2 separate regions of the Homo sapiens genome follow, and region 2 is linked to region 1. A link is a loop called in an ENCODE intact Hi-C map of the cell type or tissue named here. Cell type or tissue: PC-3. All regions are shown on one strand. Each heading gives the region's core, and the rest is flanking DNA. Links, peaks and the distances in the headings are about the cores only.

Evidence for each region. Peaks named below come from ENCODE experiments on the same cell type or tissue, not always from the same donor. Only the 100,000 strongest peaks of a DNase experiment are listed, where the experiment ranks them.
Region 2: a loop joins it to region 1, with 10 times the contacts of the local background. A loop is called at or near these places in 1 of 110 quality-filtered maps.

What each region holds. Positions count from the first base shown.
Region 1 is chr2:197,133,813-197,141,299 of GRCh38, forward strand. ANKRD44 (ankyrin repeat domain 44) reads right to left here. Exons shown (of 28, transcript NM_001195144.2): 4 at 2,780-2,850. Among named protein-coding and RNA genes, the nearest start is that of ANKRD44-AS1, 60 kb to the right of the region's middle. RefSeq lists an enhancer at 3,606-4,189. In PC-3, for the core only: a CTCF peak has its summit at 3,588; a DNase peak (open chromatin) is centred at 3,629; H3K4me3 peaks cover 628 bases; H3K27ac peaks cover 828 bases.
Region 2 is chr2:197,227,286-197,234,772 of GRCh38, forward strand. All of the region lies in intron 1 of ANKRD44 (ankyrin repeat domain 44), which reads right to left. Among named protein-coding and RNA genes, the nearest start is that of ANKRD44-AS1, 33 kb to the left of the region's middle. In PC-3, for the core only: no CTCF peak of the experiment used is centred there; a DNase peak (open chromatin) is centred at 2,966.

The sequences.
Region 1 (7,487 bases), core at 997-5,996:
GAAGGAAATCTGAATTTAGGACTTCCACAGGACAGCAATGTGCTTGGAGTTAAGATGTCTTCTCCACCGTCAGCTCTCACAATGGTTACAGAGACTCCAATTTTCTTTTCCTTTCTTTTCTTTTCTTTTTCTTTCTTTTTTTTTTTTTTTTTTTTTTTGAGATGGAGTTTCACTCTTTTTGCCTAGGCTGGAGTGCAATGGCGTGATCTTGGCTCACCGCAACCTCTGCCTCCCAGGTTCAAGTGATTCTCCTGTCTCAGCCTCCCGAGTAGCTGGGGTTACAGGCATGCGCCACCATGCCCAGCTAATTTTGTATTTTTAGCAGAGACGGGGTTTCTCCATGTTGGTCAGGCTGGTCTCGAACTCCTGACCTCATGATCCACCCACCTTGTCCTCCCAAAGTGCTGGGATTACAGGCATGAGCCACTGCGCCCAGCCGAGACTCCAATTTTCATAAGAAACTGTCCAACTTGCTGTGACAGATACTAATATGAAGACATCATGAGCTCATATGTGACCCAATTATTTACAGTTCAGGGTTTGTTTGCATTTAATTCCTATCTGGCTAGTGATTCTTTTTTCCTCCCTGCAAACCTACAGAGGGAGCTGGTTACTTGGAGAAGCAACAAAAGCCTTTCTCAGATTGGAAGGTCAGTCCATCATTAGGCTGACTGGATTCAAACACACTAAAGATACTTACAGAATGCAGACTGGTTGTTGATGGAAAATGGATGTTTTGAGGATTGAAGTCTTTGAAGCTAGTTGAGCTAACAAAGATAGAGATCACTTGGGAAAGGTCACAGAGTAATGAAATCATCTTTTTTGTGTCTTTCTTTTCCACTAGACTACACACTTCCTAAGGGCAGAGACCATCGGTCTTAGTTTTTTTTTGTAGCTCCATGAGCTACAAAGAAAAGGTGCCTGGCATATGGGAGGTACATATTGAATTATTTTCCCAACTAAAAAGACCTGGTTCTTGTTGAAGAGGAAACAAATCCATACATATTTTTAAAGAGACACTTAAATTTACTAAAGACCAAGTGGTCTTAAAAGGCCAGGAAATACTCCTCTATGAAGGGGTTGGTCTCATGAAGCTGGTAATACCCACTCAGTCAGCTCACTGCCCTCGTTTTCCCAGACAAAATGGAAATAAAATGTGGGACCATGAGAAGATTCTGAATTCTCCAGGGTCTGAGCCAGGCAATTTAGGATTATTGACCTCTCTCATTCCATGCGGGATATTTGGAAGGAGAACACAACCAACCCCTTTTAAAACCTACTAAAATCACAAAGCGCAGCAAGAAAAACCATGACTACTAAGCTGTCACCTAGCAAGTATATATTAAAATTTCCAGATAGTTGCCAAAGAGGAAAAGCTGACACCAATAACGGCCAAAGACACCTGCAACTTCTGTATATTAATTCTCAGCAAGACCTTTTGCTCCTAGGTGTACCTGGAGAACATCACCTTCTCCAGTAGCAGAGGAGAAGCTGCATTTGGTAAATTCAGCTATGGAGGTCAGTCATCCAGCACCAAGTGCATGCAAGGTTTGAACCTCTTGTATCCCTGGATAATGGGCATCTCCTCTGACCAGGCTTCAAGGCTGACATTCACCAGGGTTCCCTGCCACCCCTGCCTTCACATTGATCTTCTCATCCTTTATACTTCCCCTGAGCTACCTGATGCATTTACCATGGTTTGATGATCATCCTCCCTGTCCCTGAGTGCTAGACTTGTATAAATAATTATAGATAATCTATCAGTCATCTTCACCCGAATTTCCAGCATTCAACAACAAATTATTTCTTGGATGCCTAGACTGTACCAGGCTTGGGATACATCCAGGAACAAAGTACAGATCCCTGTCCTCATGGAGCTCCCACTCCAACGACATGTTTGCTGAACTCAGCGTTAGCAAACAGGACCCACCAGCCTCCCGGCCCCTGCTCCCCTGCTCTGTGCCTCTTCTGTTAACAGCATCGCCATTTACCTACCAGCTTCTTTCCCACCTCACCCCTACTAGGTACTAAATCCTGCCAGGTTTACCTCTAATGAGCTCTCAAATCATGGACTCAGCTTTATGCCCTCATCCCAGCTGCTTCAGGCCTCTTTTGGTCTCTTACTGGCGCTCCTCCCTGAGACCTCTCCCCCTCAGCCCATTCACATGCTGCCACCACAAAGGTTCTCTGAAACACAGATCTGAGCATACCACTCCCCTGCTGTGACCATTCTCCATTGCTCAGAGGATTCCAAGCCCTCTGCCATCTGGCCCAACCTCCACTATCAGATTTACCTTCTACTATAGCCTGAGTTCCAGTTATACCTCACTGAGGCCCCCATTCACTCACTTCCTTGCCTCAGTCCTCCCTCCTTCTCCTGGCCTGCTAAGTCCTTACTCAACCTTTAAGGACCAGATCAACTGACATCTCTTCTTGGAAGATTTCCTCTATTCAAGCAGGCAGTTAGTTGCTTTCTCCCGCAAGTCAATGATGATATTGTAATGATATGCTTTCTGCTTTGCCTCCTCCCCAGGCTGAGAACTCATTGAAATTCAGGATCATGCTGTCCATGTTGAACTACCCCAGATACTCCCCAGCCCCACTCAGCACTATGTCTGGCACACAGGAGATACTCAAATAAAAGCTGTTCATTTTGGGTAACCCTCTTACATTAGAGGTAAAAGCCTTCTGCTTACCAGTAAGGATTCTTAATTCGCTAGCAAGACTTTTTCTTTTTCTAGGCACAGTAGGTATTAGATTAAATATGGTAATCACTCACTTCACTTCTGGAAGCAACAGCCCGGTGCAGTGGAGTCAGCCACATGTTGTCCTTGGCATTTACACGAGCTCCTGGAATCAAACAGCACAAGTTAGAGGCATAATGGGGTCAAGGGAAGCCCTGCCGACGTTAAATCAAATGCTGTATCTTGCTCCCATTTGCCTGACATAACCACCACCTCTTCTTTTCTTTGTATTAGTCATGTGCTGACAAGATTTGATCAAGGCTGAGGGGACCAGAAGAAATCTGCTTTACCTAAAAATCTGGGACTAGCCAGATATTTTGGTAAAAAGAAGTCAGTTTCCATGAGGCTTTTGGATAGATAGGACATCAGGCCTATAAATTGCTCACTACTTTCTCAAACTATGGGGTAGGCAGATAGGCTCAAGCATGAGCCAAAACCAGCTCACACTCAGAAGAGTGCCCATGCTCAGCTCTATGAAGCCATGCCATCATCATGGAACAGAAGCTCCCTGCAAATGAATTCACAGGAAGCAGAGTTCACCCGCCTTCCATGACACCCTCGCCATTCTCCATGATCACCAGCCCACCAAGTCCATGTCTGAACAGCTAAGACATCTGATATAAGCTTCCTTTTAGGGGGTTCAGGGTTTTGATTAGTCTTCTGGTCAGAGATGGGATGTTTTATAAAAGGGCTACGAAAGGAGAGGAGGAGAAAATATGTGTATCTTTGTAGAAGCAGCAAGAGAAGTCAATTCTAGCCTTAGGATGATGAGGAAGGGAGCTCATGAGGACAGAGAGTGGAGAAACAAATCAAAGAAACTAGAAAGTAAGGCAGAGAAAAGGAAACACAGAGGTGGCGCCTCAGGACAAGGGCTGAGAAAGTGAGTCAAGGGGAAGCAGGAGCTGACTAATCTCCAAGAGGCTAAGGCCAGCTGATAGCTGGAAAATAGAAACTTTTTTAAAAGGCAGTGGACTTCCATGCGTAAACGTGAACTAGAGGTTTAGTTTAAGGCACTGGCTAAAAGTAAATAACAAATCATAGAGCTTACACTATTCTTTTCTTTAACTGAAGAAGAACAAATGCCATCAACAGCATTAATCACAGAAAACAAGAACATAATCCCTAAAACAAAGACAGCTGGAATGCCTCCCATCCAACCTCCACTTTGATTTCATTGGTTTCAGATGGAGTCAGGTACAAGGGTTATCATACTATGCTGTCAAAGTTGAGAGCCACTGATGAATTGTTGCTTAATTTATCCAGGTTAAAATTATTTAAATCCTAATTCCACTAACACCAGCTTGCCTGAAGGAGTTCAAGCTCCTTACGTCAGTAAGGACCACAGTAAAATCAGTTTGGGTGTGCAAAAATCAATAGGCATCTCTGGCCTCAGTAACAGGAAGCTGTGGGCTAAATGCTGTGGCATGAAATGAATGCGGTTTTGGAAGGACAGTGGGATTCATGGTCAGAAGATGTAGATTTGAGTTCTGATTTCAGCACCTGCTGGCCCAATGACCAAGAGCCACTAATCTGCACAGCGAGGCTAACAACAACAGTAATAATACTTCTCTACCCATTTCACCAGGTGCTAAGGAGAATTAAGTGAATAGGAAAGTGCTTTGTAAATTGCAAGGCACTAGAAAAACATTAGCAGTTCTTATTTCCAAATCACCTCCAATGTCTCATTCACCTCTAAATCTATGACTCAGATTTCCAAAGGAAGTGAAAGGCATGATCTTTGCCCTACAAAGGAAGAAGTCAAATAGGAACTTTAAGAACACAAAGAACCATCACCTAGAGACTGTAGAAATACATATCTTTTTAAGAGCAAGAGAGACTCAAGTGCTAGAGAATGCTAGGGAGAAGAAAATCCAGATGTGATTAAGAACAGCAAAATTGGTTAATTTTAAAATAAAATTACCACTACCAAAACCAAACTTCAGATTTCTTCTTCTAAATATTAGTTCCAACACAGTGTCAGGTGATGGTCACAAAGTCTACCTTTCTGGTTTAGCAACACAGCATTTATCCCTTCAGATCTTCCAACACTCTGGATTCAAACCTTTTAAAATTACCCGCCTTTACGTCAGGACTTTTCTTGCATCATAAATAAATATATGTATGACCACATTGTGTGGTAGATTTGACCACACTGTGTTTCTGTCTAGTAAGCCGAGTGCACATGTATTTCTTATTTTGGGGCTGTTTCTTTGGCACCCATGTCACAAACATCACTCAGACCATATGCAGTCCTAGAGAGCTGGAATTATTTTTATTATAGTCTTTGGCAGAGTAAATTTTGTGCTTTAAATTTTTTGTAAATTCAAAAAATGAATGCAAGTAGAAACCCAAATGTCAAGACACATATGGAAAGGTACTTCTCAAAATTCGTCAGGGAGAAGCAAATGAAAGCAGCATTTACATACCATTTCACATCCATCAAATAGGTAAAAATGATAAAGTGTGACGAGGCCAAGATTTGGCAAGGGTATGGAGCAACAGGAAAACTTAACATACAGCTGGCAAGAGTGTGAATTGGTACAACCTCCTTTGGGAAACAATGTGGCATTATCTAGTAAAATTGATGACATGCATGCCCAACCACCTAGCAATTCCACCCCAATCATATACCCTAGAGAAACTCTCACACATGTACATGAAGGTGCACCGCAACATGTTTATGTCAACAAGAAACTGGAATCCTAAATGTCAATCAAGAGGAAAATGGATAACGACGTTGTGGTATACCCGTACAATGGAATTCTACACTGTCATGGAAAGGAACAGACTGAAGTTCTGTATATATAAACAGATGTACTTTTAAAATCATAACACCAAATGAACAAATCAAGCTGCAGAATTATACCTATGGCATAATACCAGCTGTATTTCTATATGTTGTTTATGGATGCATAGATATAAAATAAAAGTTTAAAATATGGCTAAGGAGTATAAATACTAATTCTGGATAGTGACTGCGTCTAGGGAAAGAGGAATGTGAAAAGGAATGAAGTAAGAGTACCCATACAGCTGCAACTGTATTTTCAATGTTTTATTTCCTTAAAAATATATAGATATAGATATAGATATAGATATATATATAGCAAATATGGCAAAATATTAAGAGTTCCTAAAACTTAGTGGAAGGTATATGGATATTCACTATATTATTCTCCATAGTTTTCTGTATGTTTGAAATATTTTCTAACAAAATATTTTCAAGAAAGCTAGTGCATTTGAAGTTTTATGTTTCTTAATGAAAATAATGGGGGAGGGGGGACTAAGCTGCTTTTGTGTGTGTGTGTGTGTGTGTGTGTGTGTGTGTGTGTGTGTGTGTGTGTGAAACGGAGTCTTGCTCTGTCACCCAGGCTGGAGTGCAGTGGTGCGATCTCGGCTCACTGCAACATCTGCCTCCCCAGTTCAAGCGATTCTCCCGCCTCAGCCTCCCAAGTAGCTGGGATTACAGGTACCTGCCATCATGCCCACCTAATTTTTTTTATTTTTTAGTAGAGACAAGGTTTTGCCATTTTGGCCAGGGTGGTCTTGAACTCCTGACCTCAGGTGATCTACCTGCCTCAGGTGCAAGTATTTGTCTAGGATAAATAATTTAAAATGGACTTTATGTGTCATAGATAATACACACTTTCAGTTTCAAAAGGTCCTGTAAAGCCTCTAAAGTGTGCCGGTTCACACCCTCAGAATGTATAAGATTGCTTAGTTTCCCCACATCCTCATCAACACTTGATGTTATCAGGCATTAAAATATATTGTTTAAATTTTTTAGAGACAGGGTCTCACTCTGTCACTCAGGCTGGAGTGTAGTGGCATTATAGCTCACTGCAGCCTCAGACTCCTGGGCTCAAGCAATCCTCCTGCCTCAGCCTCCAGAGTAGCTAGGACTGCCAGCACATGCCACCATGCCCAGCTAATTTTTAAAAATTTTTTGTAGAGATGGGGTCTTGCTATGTTTCTCACGCTGGTCTCAAACTTCTGCCCTCAAGTGATCCTCCTATTTCAGCCTTCTAATGTTCTGGGATTACAGATGTGAGCCACCATGCCCAGCTAGACATTTTAAATATTGCAAATCTGAGTCAATAATACTGTATTATGCACTTAAACATTTGTTAAGAGGGTAGATCTCATGTTAAGTGTTCTCACCACACACACATCCCAAAAAACCCCAAAATAACAAGAACAAAGGGACACGAGGAAACTTTTGGAGGTGACAGAGATAGACATCTCTGTCTATTACCTTGATTGTGGTGATAATTTCATGGGTGTTTGTATATGTCCAAACTCATCAGGTTGTAGACATTAAATATATGCAGCTTATTGTATATCAATTATACTTCAATAAAGCTGCTTTAAAAATCAATAGGCCGAGCGCGGTGGCTCATGCCTGTAATCCCAGCACTTTTGGGAGGTCGAGGTGGGCAGAACACCTGAGGTCAGGAGTTCGAGGCCAACCTGGCCAACATGGTGAAACCCCGTCTCCACTAAAGATACAAAAATTAGCTGGGCATGATGGCAGGCGCCTGTAATCCCAGCTACTCAAAAGGCTGAGGCAGGAGAATCGCTTGAACCTGGGAGGTGGAGGTTGCAGTGAGCCGAGATCATGCCACTGCCCTCCAGCCTGGGCGACAGAGCAAGACTCTATCTCAAATACATACATACATACATACAAATCTGATTGAAAAAAAGAGCATCTCTTTGTTTTAGTTTCTGGTCTAACAATAAGGTTAG
Region 2 (7,487 bases), core at 988-5,987, 93 kb after region 1:
ATTTGCTGACAGGTGGTCTGAAGCTTTGCTTTCAGCAATAGCTGGACCGAGGACTGCAGAATTAGAGCAGGGACCTGGAAGCAGGTGAGGCTCCTAAGTATTGGGTGTCCCATTGCATCGCTGGCCCCTTCCCAGATTCTGGAAAGAATAAACATAATTGACAAACTAGGGTTTAGTGAACACCTCCTGGTAAACACGACTGAAGGTGTGAAAACTCCTCAAGGGCCATCTCCTTTGCATATTCTGCCCTATCCTATGTGCACATCCCAATTCTACTAAACTATTTTAAAATAACCCAAAAAGTGTTTGTTTTACCAAAAAAAACAAAAATCCTTTGGGGGCAAGAAGAAAAAGACAGCTGACTTGTGAGAATAAGGCATCAGAACAACGGGAGAGTTGAATGATCACTGGACCAGGAATCTGAAGACATCCATTCCAGCCTTGCTGTTGCCACTCATGGCTGTGTGTGTTGGGAAAAGTCCATGTCTCTGGGCTTCATTTTCCTCATAGGTAAAGCTCAGATAATACCTAACCTGACTGCCCCATGGGCTGGGTTATGAAGATCAAATAAAGAGACAATTAAATGTAGAGATAATTTATATAAAAGCATATTTATAATAAGCTGCACATTAAGAAAGAACAAAGAAGATGAAGTCTGTATCACCAGATAAATTAAAACATTCAGCACTAAATTCCAAAACAAAAGAGCTGATTATAGAATGATTCAGCAATATAATAGCATGCTTAACATCCCAACTGTAAGTCAGACAGACCCGGAATCAAATCTTAGCTGTGTCAGTTTCCCTCTCTGAGCCTCAGTCTTCTCATCTGTACAATGGAAATTATGGTGGGATTTACCTTGGATATTTGACAAGGTTGACATTAGATAATTACATAAAGAGCTTAGCTTAGTGGCTGGCATATAGTAAGTGCTCAGCAAATGTTAGCTGCTGGTTATTGCTATCATCATAGCTGTTATTGTCATTACTTCCCCTACCTCACAGGGTGGTGGTGAACAGTTAGGAACAGATTTTTAAAGCAGTGACAAATAGAAATCATTCAAGAGATGGTCATCATTACTCTACCTGAGTCACGAGCTCTCCCTCCTGACAGAGGCAGAAATATTACTAAAGGCACATTTTCAAACTCTTCGCTTTCTCACCAAGAGATTTCCTTTTGACCTGGTCCAATTCTTTATTGACTTTGAGTAAGATCAGGTAGACTGTGAGAGTTCTAGTTAACCACCCTCACATTTCTGTCACAGGCACAGCAATCATCCATCTCTAGGGGCCCCAGATGCTAAGTGTATTTCTCAAGGCAGAAGCAGGAGTTGGTCCCCTTGGTATTAGCTCTGTGTCCTACAACTAAATTAGGGTGGCCGGCAGGGATCCAGCTGATTAGCAGAATTATCAGACACCACAGGCAAAGGAAAGAAACAAAGGATCGAAGTTATCTGAAGAGCAGTTACAGCCTGGCGCGGAGGCTCACGCCTGTAATCCCAGCACTTTGGGAGGCCGAGGCAAGTGGATCACCTGAGGTCAGGAGTTTGAGATCAGCTTGACCAACATGGTGAAACCCTGTCTCTACTAAAAATACAAAATTAGCTAGGCATGGTGGTGCATGCCTGTAATCCCAGCTACTTGGGAGGCTGAGGCAGCAGAATCACTTGAACCTGGGAGGCAAAGGTTACAGTGAGCAGAGATTGTGCCATTGCACTCCAGCCTGGGCAACAAGAGTAAAAATCTATCACACACACACAAAAAGAGCTGTTACCTGAAATGTGGAGTTATGTGCTGTGTCTGTGCATGACAAATCACTGATCCTACTGATGTGTTCACTTGAACAGAGAAAACACAGGAGGAAAGAATCACAAAAAGTTAAGGCATAAAACACTTGATGTGAAGTTTCACACAAAACACATGCAAATATAATATGAATAATATTCTCTGAAAGTGCTAGAAATGTTAGTTGAGTTCTTTGCTCTGTTAAAGTTCTATAAGTAATGTGTATAGAGACTTATTAAATCCAAATGAGGAAAAAATGAAAATGAATTAAGATCATTCATAATCAAACCTCCCAGAGATGATGCTGTTAACATTTTGATATACTTTCATACATGTTCCTATCTGTGTATGTGTAAAAATAGAAATTTTCCCCAAAAGGAGTTATAATAACTCTAGTTAATTAAGTCCTTTAAAAGCACAGGGGAAGATAGAAGACTTAATGAATTAAATAACAATAACTAGTTTCTCATTTTGATTATCATGTAAGTAAAATATATGAAAACATAGTGTTTGTCCTTTAGCAATATTGACAGATAATATTTATAAGCACTTATATTGTGCCAGGCACTTCCCTAAAGTCTATATACAAATTAACTCCTTTGGTTTTCACAACTGCTCTAGGAAGTAGGTACTGTTCTTGTTCCTGAAGACAAGGCACAGTAAGATTAAGTAACTTTCCCCAAAGTCACACAGTAGATACAATGCTAAACTAGGGCTAGAGCCCATGCAGTAGGGCTCCAGTGTCCATGTGCTTAACCACCTTCCTATGATGCTTCTTGACAGAGGTCCAACATCGATGCAGAATTGGAAAGGAGTAACTCCCTTGTGCTTATCCATATCTTGGGAGTGAATAATATAGAGTGATTGCTGAGCTAACCATAAAACTGTCAAACATGTTGAAAATCACAACGCACCCAGATCATCTAGGAAATAAATACTGATTAAAATAAACAGAACTTGCATTTCACAAGCAAAGACGGAATGATGGTTGTCTTGGAAGGTGGGATAGAGGTGTGCAATGCAGCCAACACGAGCTTTTTTCAGGGATGCACTGTCTGTGTTTAGGTTTATGACTTAAAGGTTAGACTGCCAAGAATTTTTTTAAAGGTTGACACATCTGTGGCTGCATTTCCCCAGAGCACCATAAACCACAGTCTTGCCAAAATTAAATAAAAGGATTGACTGTTCTTCTTCCTCTGCCTTAAGAATGTCACCATTTGAACTGTGTGGGGAATACAGCTACTATGAACTCAACATTCAGGAATCATTTTCTGCTTGGGTTGTAACCAGAACTCCTTATTCTGTGACTGTGGTCCTACTAGTCCCAAAGGGCCAGATGAAAGGAGATTCAAACACTCATCCCTTCCAATAAAGATTTGGAAAAGACAAACCATGTGGAGCTAGGAAGGCACATAATTCTATCACAGGAACTGCCTATGATGGGGTCTACCTAAGGTTATGCCATGTGTAGGTCACCAGAGTGACCAAAGAAAAGTAAAATTAAAAAGTATTTTTATGGCATGTTATCAGTACCCAATGGGAAAAGGGAGCAGGAGAGAGTATCTTAATCAGGAAAGCTAACAACTACACCAAATTTCCCCTTCATCTCCGTAGTATCCCACAGTAACAGTTTCTTTCTTTCTCATGTTACAGTGGGAAGCAAACTGGCACTGGTGGAGGGCTGTGCTCCACGTAGTCATTCGGGGCCTCGGGTCTCTTCTTCCAGTGGCTCTACCATCTCCCGGGACCCCAGGATCCTCTGCTAGATCCGGTGGACAAACCAGCAGAGGCAGAGGAAAGAATCACATGAGAGATTTCATGAAGGCAAGGCCAGAAAATGGCTGCATCACCCCTGCCTATATTCCATTGGCCAGAACTCAGTCTTCTGGCTCTACCCACCTGAAAGAATGGCTGAAAAATGGGCCCAGAAGAAAAGAATACAGGAAAGACAGCATTATTTCTGCCAAGAGGAGGGGAATGAAATCAATCCAAATTTTGACAAAACAAACAGATGAGCCTTTACCTAAGTCACTGGCAGATGCGGTGCTTCTTACGGATAAATCAATCTGAGGGCTGGGCGTGATGGCTTATGTCTATAATCCTAGCACTTTGAGAGGCTGAAGCAGGAGGATCGCTTAAGCCTAGGAGTTTCAGACCAGCCTGGGCAACATAGCAAGACCCCGTCTCTAAAAAAATTAAAAATTTAAAAAGTTAGCCAAGTGTGGTGGTGTGTATCTATAGTGCCAGCTAATTAAGAGGCTGAGGTAAGAAGTTCATTGAGCCCAAGAATTCAAGGCTGCAGTGAGCTATGATCGTGCCACTGTACTCCAGCCTGAGCAACAGAGTGAGTCCTTAACTCTTTAAAAAAAAAAATTGAGCTAAGGCTGAATTATCAATCAATTAAGAATGTCCTACCCTGCATATCTTTCCATGGCTCTGCCCAACATGATATGATGGTCCTATGTTCCTCTAGGCCAGTGCTTCTCGACAGGGCAGTTTGCCTTGGCAAGGGACACTTAGCAATGTCTAAAGATATCTTTGATTGTTAGCTTAAGGGAGGGGTGCAACAGCCATCTAGTAGGCAGAGGCCCGGGATGCTGCTAAGCATCCTATGATGCACAGGGCAGCCCCCACAGCAAAGAATTATCTGGCCCATAATGTCAGCAGTGCCAAGGCTAGGAAACTCTGCTCAAAGTCTTGAATGTAGGGCCTTGTTCATGCATCTGTCATGACACTTCCATTCATGGGCCATTTTTGAGTACCTGCTATGTGCCAGGTGCTTCACTTATCACATGGTCATTGAATAGTTATTTTCATATTTCTTCTTCCCCTCCCCCACAAGACTGCAAGGGACAGGGTAAGAACAGGATTGGTCTTAGCACATAATACATGTCGAATAAGTGGATGGATGGATGGAAGGATGACTTTGTCTCCTGAACCACTGCATCCCATGCTCTGACCCTTTGAGTATATGAAGGAATTTGGTTATCAAGACTTGCTATTCTGAATGCCTAACAGAACAAGAAGGTGATAATCTAGTTTGTTCTTAAGAAACCCAATGTTCAAAGGAGCACATGACCTAAGAGGCTGGTAATGAAGCACAAAGCTTCACCTTAGTAAGTGAGCTGATCACAAAACTTCACGCAGACCCAAAGATATAGGAAGTTGTATGTACCTATGTGGCAGTGGCTTGGTGAACTCCATTTGATCCGAGCCCTGTATAAGCATCTACTATTCCAGCTCCAATAACATGGCACCTGAGGATAGGCACAATCCCAAAAGTGCTTGTCATTTGAGGTCTGTCCATTCAAGAGAAGAAGAGCCCCTTAATGTCATGTCTAAAATAGAAATGTTCTATCTATTTGGAAATTTTATAATATAACTTCAGTTTCAACTCAGCAATGCCAGGTAGAAATGGGAGAAATAAGCACCACATATTTACAAGGATGTTGAGGAAAATCAATCTCTGAAAAGGACTATGTGTCAAGGATCTGTGACCATAATTAACAATTGTTTTTGAAAATCTCTTTTTAATCACTTGTGCAAGTGCTGGTTTTGTGGGAGATGACTGTCAGCTACCCCAGCTCTGGCCTGGGGCTACCTTTCAGCCCATCCCTCCTAGAAAAAAGGTTCTCTTAATGGCAGGGAGTCCATTTGATCAAAATGTAAGTTCACGAGGCTCCTTGCCTGGCTTTGTCCCCTTCTCGCCTCATTTATTCCACTGCATCTGTTTTCCCACATAAGAGAGCAGAACTCTCACGCACTTCTCACAAGCATACCAAGAAGAGATGGAAGGCATTGATACATGCATGATAATCAAAACACAACCTCATATTTGTAAAATATTTTGCAAGACAGTTCTATTATATTTGTTATTTTATTTGATCCTCATCTTTAGGCCTATAGTTCTCTCATTACACCTTTCAATGATTTGAGGCTTTATTGGAATAAAACTGGTAACTGTACAAAATATGGTCCCAATACATTCTACTCCGGGGAAGCTCTGCTACGTTGCACACCCTCGTGCTGGGTAGGAAGAGAACTAAATTTGAAATTGGAGAGCCTGGCTCCATCCAATTCTGACCCTGTCACTTAATAGTTCTATAACTCTATTTATGTCATTAATTTTCTCTAGGACTGCTTACTCCTGTGTTGAGCAGCAATTATGCTGCCTGTCTTACTTCCCCATCACTCTTAAAAGGATTCAATGGAATAAAATATGCAAGAGCGTTTGGTAGTGTGGTGCCACAATTTCTTCCCAGAAATGATCAATGTGCCTCTCAGATACTGAATGTCTCTAACCCGGGTAGACCTGCTAGAAAATACTACAAATAAATTTAATTATATAAATAATATTATTAAGCAAATTAAATGCTGCATTTTTCTTCAGCCAATATCTGAAGATTTCAAAATTAACAAAGGGACAAAGGAGAATGAATAGAAACTGCTATATTCTATTTCATATCATGGCTTTTTTAAGAGACTGTGGTCTCACTATGTTGTGTCCAGGCTCATATCAAACTCCTGGGCTCAAGCAATACTTCCACTTTGGCCTCACAAGTAGCTGGGACTACAGGCATGTAACAGCACACTGGTCACAGCTTCTTGTTGTTCAGCAATAGCTCAAGTTTAACCTCAGTCACCTTTTGCCAAGAAAAAACAATGCAAGTAAGCATTTTAAAACTACACACTTCAACTGTTCTAGCAGTTTTCTCTCACAAGACACCACAAAGCTGGGATGATGGAGGGATATCTATGGACCATTTGCTGTATTTTTCCTCTTTTTCAAATAGCCAAATAATACCTAAATATATTTTCAATCTATAGGCATAAGGTTTCAGTTACACAAGATGAATAGGCTCTAGAGCTCTGCTGTGCAGCATTTTGCCTATAGTTAACAATACTGCATTGCACACTTAAAAATATGGGTGTATATCTCGTTAACTGTTCTTAACAAAAAACTTAAATAAATTTTTTAAAGTTTCAAATAATTCAAAATTATACAGAGTAAACCAGAAAGCCTCCATAGCCCCACCCATCTTTCCTTCCCCAAAGTAACCCACTGTTTATATCCTGCCAGACTTCTTTCTGCAGATTAACTGTATGTGCAGTCATAAGTCATAGATTTTTTTTTTTTTTTTGAGACAGGGACTTACTTAGTCGCCCAGGCTGGGCAGTGGCGTGATCTCAGCTCACACTGCCTCCTCAACCTCCTGTGCTCAATTGATCCTCCCACCTCAGCCTCCATAGTAGCCGGGATCACAGGCACATGCCGCCATGCCTGGCTAATTTTTGTATTTTTTGTAGAGATGAGGTTTTGCCATGTTGCCCAGGCTGGTCTTGAACTCCTGGGCTCAAGCAATCCACCCATCTCGGCCTCACACAGTGCTGGGATTACAGGCGTGAGCCACCACGCCCAGCCCAGCCACAGGCATCTCTTATTTTGTTTTGTTAAATAATTGGGATCATGCTTTACGAATTGTTCTACAATTTGTTTTTTAAAATTTTCTAGATTTTTCCATGTTGTACATGCCCATCCACCTCATTCTTTTTAATAACAAGGTTTTCTGTTAGGTAAACACCCCCAATTTTACTTATCCCTATTGATAACAATTTGGTGGTTCCCAATTTCCACGATCACAGAGCTTTGCTAAACTTTTAAAGTTAGGTTGCTAATAGACTCCACTTTATTACCTTTCTCGG